2 separate regions of the Mus musculus genome follow, and region 2 is linked to region 1. A link is a contact called in ENCODE Hi-C data. All regions are on one chromosome and are shown on one strand. Each heading gives the region's core, a stretch centred on a gene start or an enhancer-like site at or near the end of the contact. The rest is flanking DNA. Distances are from core to core; before and after follow the strand shown.

The links. Hi-C counts contacts between places; a loop is a spot of excess contacts on that map.
Region 2: a map of T-helper 1 cell shows a loop between it and region 1 (508-fold over the local background). The contact joins two enhancer-like sites. A Hi-C loop is called at or near these places in 4 of 37 maps with a recorded cell type or tissue (T-helper 1 cell, T-helper 17 cell and regulatory T cell).

The regions. Positions count from the first base shown.
Region 1 is chr16:9,008,205-9,010,904 of GRCm38, forward strand. No RefSeq gene overlaps it. Among named protein-coding and RNA genes, the nearest start is that of Gm30444, 12 kb to the left of the region's middle. Within about 2 kb of position 1,311, at least 1 of the 3 ENCODE cell types and tissues checked has a DNase peak (open chromatin) inside an H3K27ac peak, as active enhancers do.
Region 2 is chr16:57,391,930-57,394,629 of GRCm38, forward strand. The region is part of intron 1 of Cmss1 (cms small ribosomal subunit 1); the gene reads right to left. The region is part of intron 1 of Filip1l (filamin A interacting protein 1-like); the gene reads left to right. Among named protein-coding and RNA genes, the nearest start is that of Filip1l, 40 kb to the left of the region's middle. Within about 2 kb of position 1,287, at least 1 of the 3 ENCODE cell types and tissues checked has a DNase peak (open chromatin) inside an H3K27ac peak, as active enhancers do.

The DNA of each region.
Region 1 (2,700 bases), core at 61-2,560:
CCTACTCCATCAATTCTGCCTGGCTACTTTTCAAATCCTAATTGTGTTCTGTATCTTGCCCAATGTTTGGCACTTCTAACAATTAGCATAAAGGTCTGACATATAGTAGGTGGTCATCTGCTCCTACATTAGCATAGACCTATAGTGTGCCAGGTGTTGTGAAGGGCACTGGGCACGCTGTGGTGTTAAGCATCTACCTTCGGGAGTGTTTAATATACTGTCTCCCTGGTGTGACAGGAGATGAGATACAGACACAGCTCCAGAGAGTCACTTCTCAGGTCTGTGAAATGCTGTTCCCTGGAAAACAGCTCCAGGAAAGTAGGCTCAGGCAGTGCGGAGCACCTGTGCAGACAACAAGGTCTAGTCCTCGGCTCATAGCAAACAACAATCACAGGACATATTGGGCCTTGTCGGGTGTGTGTGTGTGTGTCCAGAGTCTGTCTTCTGGAATGAGTAGGAGAGTGTGGAAGTCTAAGATGATCCTCAAGCGAAGACATGGAGCTACTAAGTCAGGGGCCTTCATAATTCTCCTTGAATGCTCACAACTTTGTGATGTAGGCTCTGGGGTTCATACACCCATTTTACAGACCCAGAGAGATCGACTTGTCTGCGGTGGCCAGTGAGCTGGCAGCAGGGTACATGTGATGCCTGGACGCCCATCTCTGTTTTTATTTTTTCCCCTTTCTCTGATCTTCCTGCCTCTGCTTCCTTTTCAGCATGCTGGGATGGCAGGCTGTGTGCCGTCCACCCAGTTATTGTGAGAACCCGGCCTAGTGCAAGCCCAGCACAGTCTACCAACTGCTCTGCCTCCCTAGTCCTGGACTTTTCAACTCGCAATGGGTGCTTTGGGTTGTAGGTTCAGAGCACAGACTGGAGGTGATATCACAGCTCTGAGTTGCCGGCCTTTTGACGCTAGCCAAGTCACTTTTCCAAGTCTTGATTTCCTTATATCCATAATTCTAAGCCTTCTTGTGAGGTAGCAGTGTGACGGCCCAAGTAGAAAAGATTCTAAGAGAACATGGTAAAGCTCTCAGAACACACAGCGGCTGCTGCCTCAGAAAAAAAAAAAATCCCAAAGTTCTTTTCTTTTTGTAGAAGCTGAAAGCCAAAGGGTGGATGATCTCACCTCCTTCCCCGGAAGGAAGATGCAGAACTTCCTGGGAACCGCACATCCCTCCTTCCTCCTCCGAGTCCAAATTTCAAGAAATGCAGCTAAAATTGGCCCTCAAACAGCTTTTGCAGAGCACGCCGCAGCTTTTTTTGGGCCTAGAGAGCCAGTTTCCATGATGAAAGTGGCACAGAAGGAGAGACCCAGCTAAAAACAGCCACCGCCCAGGCTGGTGTTAACAGGATGCAGCCTACCCTAAGATCTGGCAGTTCATACGCCCAGGCTTCCGCAGCTGATTTGCGCATCGCCACTAGGTGGTAGCATCGCGACATGAGGCGCGGGAGCACACTCCAGGACCCCAATGACCGAGAACCCTGTGAGTGAGAACATTAACCTGCCTTGGAATTCGCCACTTCATTGTCTTGCTTTTATTTTGGGGCATGCATTTGCATTACAGGAGCTCCACCGAAGAGTACTTCTTTTAGGGGATTGGGACCCAAAGAGGTCTTGGGCATCCTGGCTGCAAACACCAGACACCCTGAATCACCTAACCCAGCAGGTTTCACCATGCCAACCTGGCTTCTTTTTGAACATTCCAAGCAGAGGCGTCAGAGTCTAGAGGGAGAAGGTACGCATTTGGAGTAAAAGCCAGCTGTCTCCTTTTCTGGGTGCAGGCAGTGTGGCTGCGGTGTCTCAAGGCCACTGAGGCATTATAACCTAGACCCTGAGCAGGATATGAAGGGACTGTTTTCAGAACAAAGAGGACTCACTGCTGTTTCTACAAGTATGTGTGAGGCACATGCATTTGTTAAATGCACTTGCCTGGGCCTGCAGAGTATGGGAGGCCAGAGATGACATTGGGTTGTTATCCTCAATTGCTTCTCCTTTTTATTATTTTGAGACAGGGTCTCCCATTGAATCTAGAGCTCATCTGTGGCTACACTGGTTAGCCAGGGAGCCCTGTAGTGCTGGGGCGATTTACTTTCTTCTCCGGGAGGCTGGGGCTCCTAACTCAGCTGAGAACTTACTTAACCAAGCTTGAGGGCTCACACAGCCGGTGTTTCATCCACTGAGGCATCTCCCCAGCCTCTATTGTCTATTGTCTATTACAGTTCAGTTTCTCTCTGGTCCAGTGTATAGTAGATGCTCAACAAACACACATCACGTTTTCTCATCTAAAATGCTTGGGACTAGAAGTGCTTTGGACTAGGATGTTGGAATACATGCACAGATACAGTGGGGTGTCTTGGGAAAGGGCCCTGAGTCTGAACCCTGCATTCAGGTATGTTCTGTATGTATCTTTTATGCATAGCCAGAGGTCAGTTTTATAAACTTTTCCATGCACCTGTGTTTTGACTGCAGCTGTCATGCAAGGTCACATGTGGAATTTCCCACTCGTGGTCTAATTTGCTCAGTTTTGGATTTTGGATTTTTGGATTATGGATATTTATTATCTTAGTTTGGGGACCACAGAGGAAGGTGGACAGGGTGGGCCAACACTGTGGACACCAGGAGTTTTCCTTTAAGAAATGTAAATTCTAGTCCCTGTCTGGCCACCACCCGAGGCAGAACCTCCTGGATAGGCTCTCGAG
Region 2 (2,700 bases), core at 37-2,536, about 48 Mb after region 1:
CAACAACTTGAGAATAGCTGGCCAGAGTTCTTAAAGATGTCAACTCTTTTATATTCCTATTCCCTACAATTGTTGGACAACTTTAAAACATTTTGTTGCCGTTTAGTTTCTTTGATTCATAACAAACTCTAATGTCTGTCTTCTTTAGCATTTAACTATCAGCATTAACTATAAAGCATCCAAAGAAAGAGAGACTTTTAAAAGGAAGACCTGAATACAATCCCCAGGACTAGAAAGAAAACGTCTGGGTCTGTGGGGACTGCTCAGCCAGAAAAGCTCACACTGCATGAGCAAGGGGACCCGAGAGTTGTGGGTGGAGGTGGACATGGTGGCCCCCTCTGCAATCCTGGCAATGGGCAGAGGGGAGACCAAGACAGGTGGATCCTCGAAGCTCCCTGGATAGCCAGTCTAGTGTCAGGTTCAGTGAGAGACCCTGTCTCAAAAGACAAGGTGTGGTGCAGTGATCACAGAAAATATTCAACACGGACCTCTTGTCCCAATACGTATGTATATGTGTGGATGGGTGACACACACACACACACACACACACACACACACACACACACACACACACACAGGTTTACTGAGAGTCTGCTATTTGTTAAGTAAACCATGGTTCATTAATGTTGCCTCTTTTAGCAAAAACTGGCTAGGGAGTGCTTCAGGCTGTCCACTTCTGGTTTCAATGGTTTCTATCAACTAATATCCCTGTTGGGGAATCTGGGCTTGTCCCCAAGGCAAACTAAACAAAGAGAAACCAATAAAAACCAACGAAATAAATCATGAAAGATACAGAGGCTATAAACAAAGCTTTATAAGTAGTCACTTTAGAAAAGAAAAATAAAATTATTTGGCATACAAATCGAGATTAAAAAAATAAAAACTAAGCTTCAAAAATGCATATATATATATATTTCTAGGTAAAGTTTGTACTTGTTTTAGGGGAAAAAGGTTTTGGTTCTGTTTTTTAAGCAAGTTGCCGAGCATACTGGCTATGGAACAACTTTGTAAAAAGGATTTCTGGACTGTGATAAGAGATTTTGAGCAAATACTGAAAGGAAGATATATAGATGCATTTAGGTTACATATTAGAGTGGAAAAATTCTTCTGGAAAACAGATTTTAAAGGATATTTAATGCAGAAAGAAGACGGCCCCAATTTTTACTGAAGTCACAGCTCTGAGATCTTGTCATCCCGAGTGCGGTGTGGAAGCTCTGAAGCCACACCTTTGCAGTCTGGTGCAGCCCTGGGAAAGCTGCACAGGGCTCCCGTCTGCCTGCAGGGCTCACAGGGGCTTTCAGATTTAGAGCGCCGCTGCCGCTGCCACTGCTGGGAAACCAGCTCTGAGTCTCTAAGGACCACAGCATATCAGCTGCTTTGGAGGTTACACATCTATAAACAGGATCTGCCTCATAGTTTCCAGTTATGGAGGGGTGGGGGGTTGGGGGGGAAAGCCTGTCCAAACCTTTCACTGTAGTTAACTGTGGAAGACGATCTGCTTTAATACATGCAAGACCGAAAAGGCGGAAGGAGCACCAGTGTGCAAACTGTCGCCCAGGACGGAAACAGGAAAGCCATTACGTCCTCCATGTGTGAGAACACTGGTGTGTAATCGAGGTGGAGAAAGCTAGTTAATGAATGCTGGACTCTAGGGTTTTAATAGGAAAAGGACACAAGCTTAAAAGAGTAGGAAGGTTCTTAATAAAGTCCTCTCTTGCCAAGATCCACACAGGGAACTTCTATGGGAAGTCCTGCAGACCGCCATAGATCCTGCTCTGTGCTGGGATGCGAGCCCTGGCTGCCACAGTAGCAACAACACGAGCTGGGTACTTAGTAGCACTGAAACTCTCTGGCTTTTGAGAAAGGCTGACTGAACACACAGAATGAAGGTACTCATAGAATTCCCACTGGCCAGAGTTCCTTATTCAGCGTTCAGTTGAAAATCTGAAGGAAAAAGACTTCCAGATTTCTTGGTCTTAAACTAAGCCTACCAGTGCCTCTCTCCCCTTTCTGTCCAAATCTTCTAATTTACCACAATTGTACTTAAATGTACACATTGGCTTCATTTGGTCCCAATCCAGCAAATGTTAACGGTCACATAATGGATGGTGAGTGGTTCAGCTTCTGTGGTCGCTGTACCAAAGTAGTCACAGATCGTAGGCTGTTCTACTCTTGACCTACATCCCAAGCTTCTTTTATTTTCTATTTAAAATTTTGTAAGTTATATATTTGTGTGTGTGTGTGTGTGTGTGAGTGTGTGCATTCCACAGAAGGTGTGTGGAGATCAGAGATGACCTGTTCTCTCCATTTAGTTATGTGGGCTCAGGTAGCAAACTCAGATCAGCAGGCTTGGTGGTGAGCGCCTTTACCTGCTGAGCCTAGTTTTGATTTTGAGACTCTCAAAGTGTCTCTCACAGTTAGTTGGCCAAAAGGCCTTGATGTCTTCCTGCTTGGTCTCCTGAATAGTTTGGATTACAGGCCTGCAACTCCAGGCCCAACAGTTCTCTTTTATTCTATGGAAGGGTTCTTCTTGATTAATTAATTAATTAATTAATTATTAATTAACATTATTCCCCCCTCTTCCCAGTACTTCCTCCTCCACCTTACCTCCTCCCATAATCCACTTTCTCTTCCGAAAAGGGGAGGCCTCTATTGTATGGAAGGGTTCTTAGTAAGTAGTAGGCAGATACATGGAACATG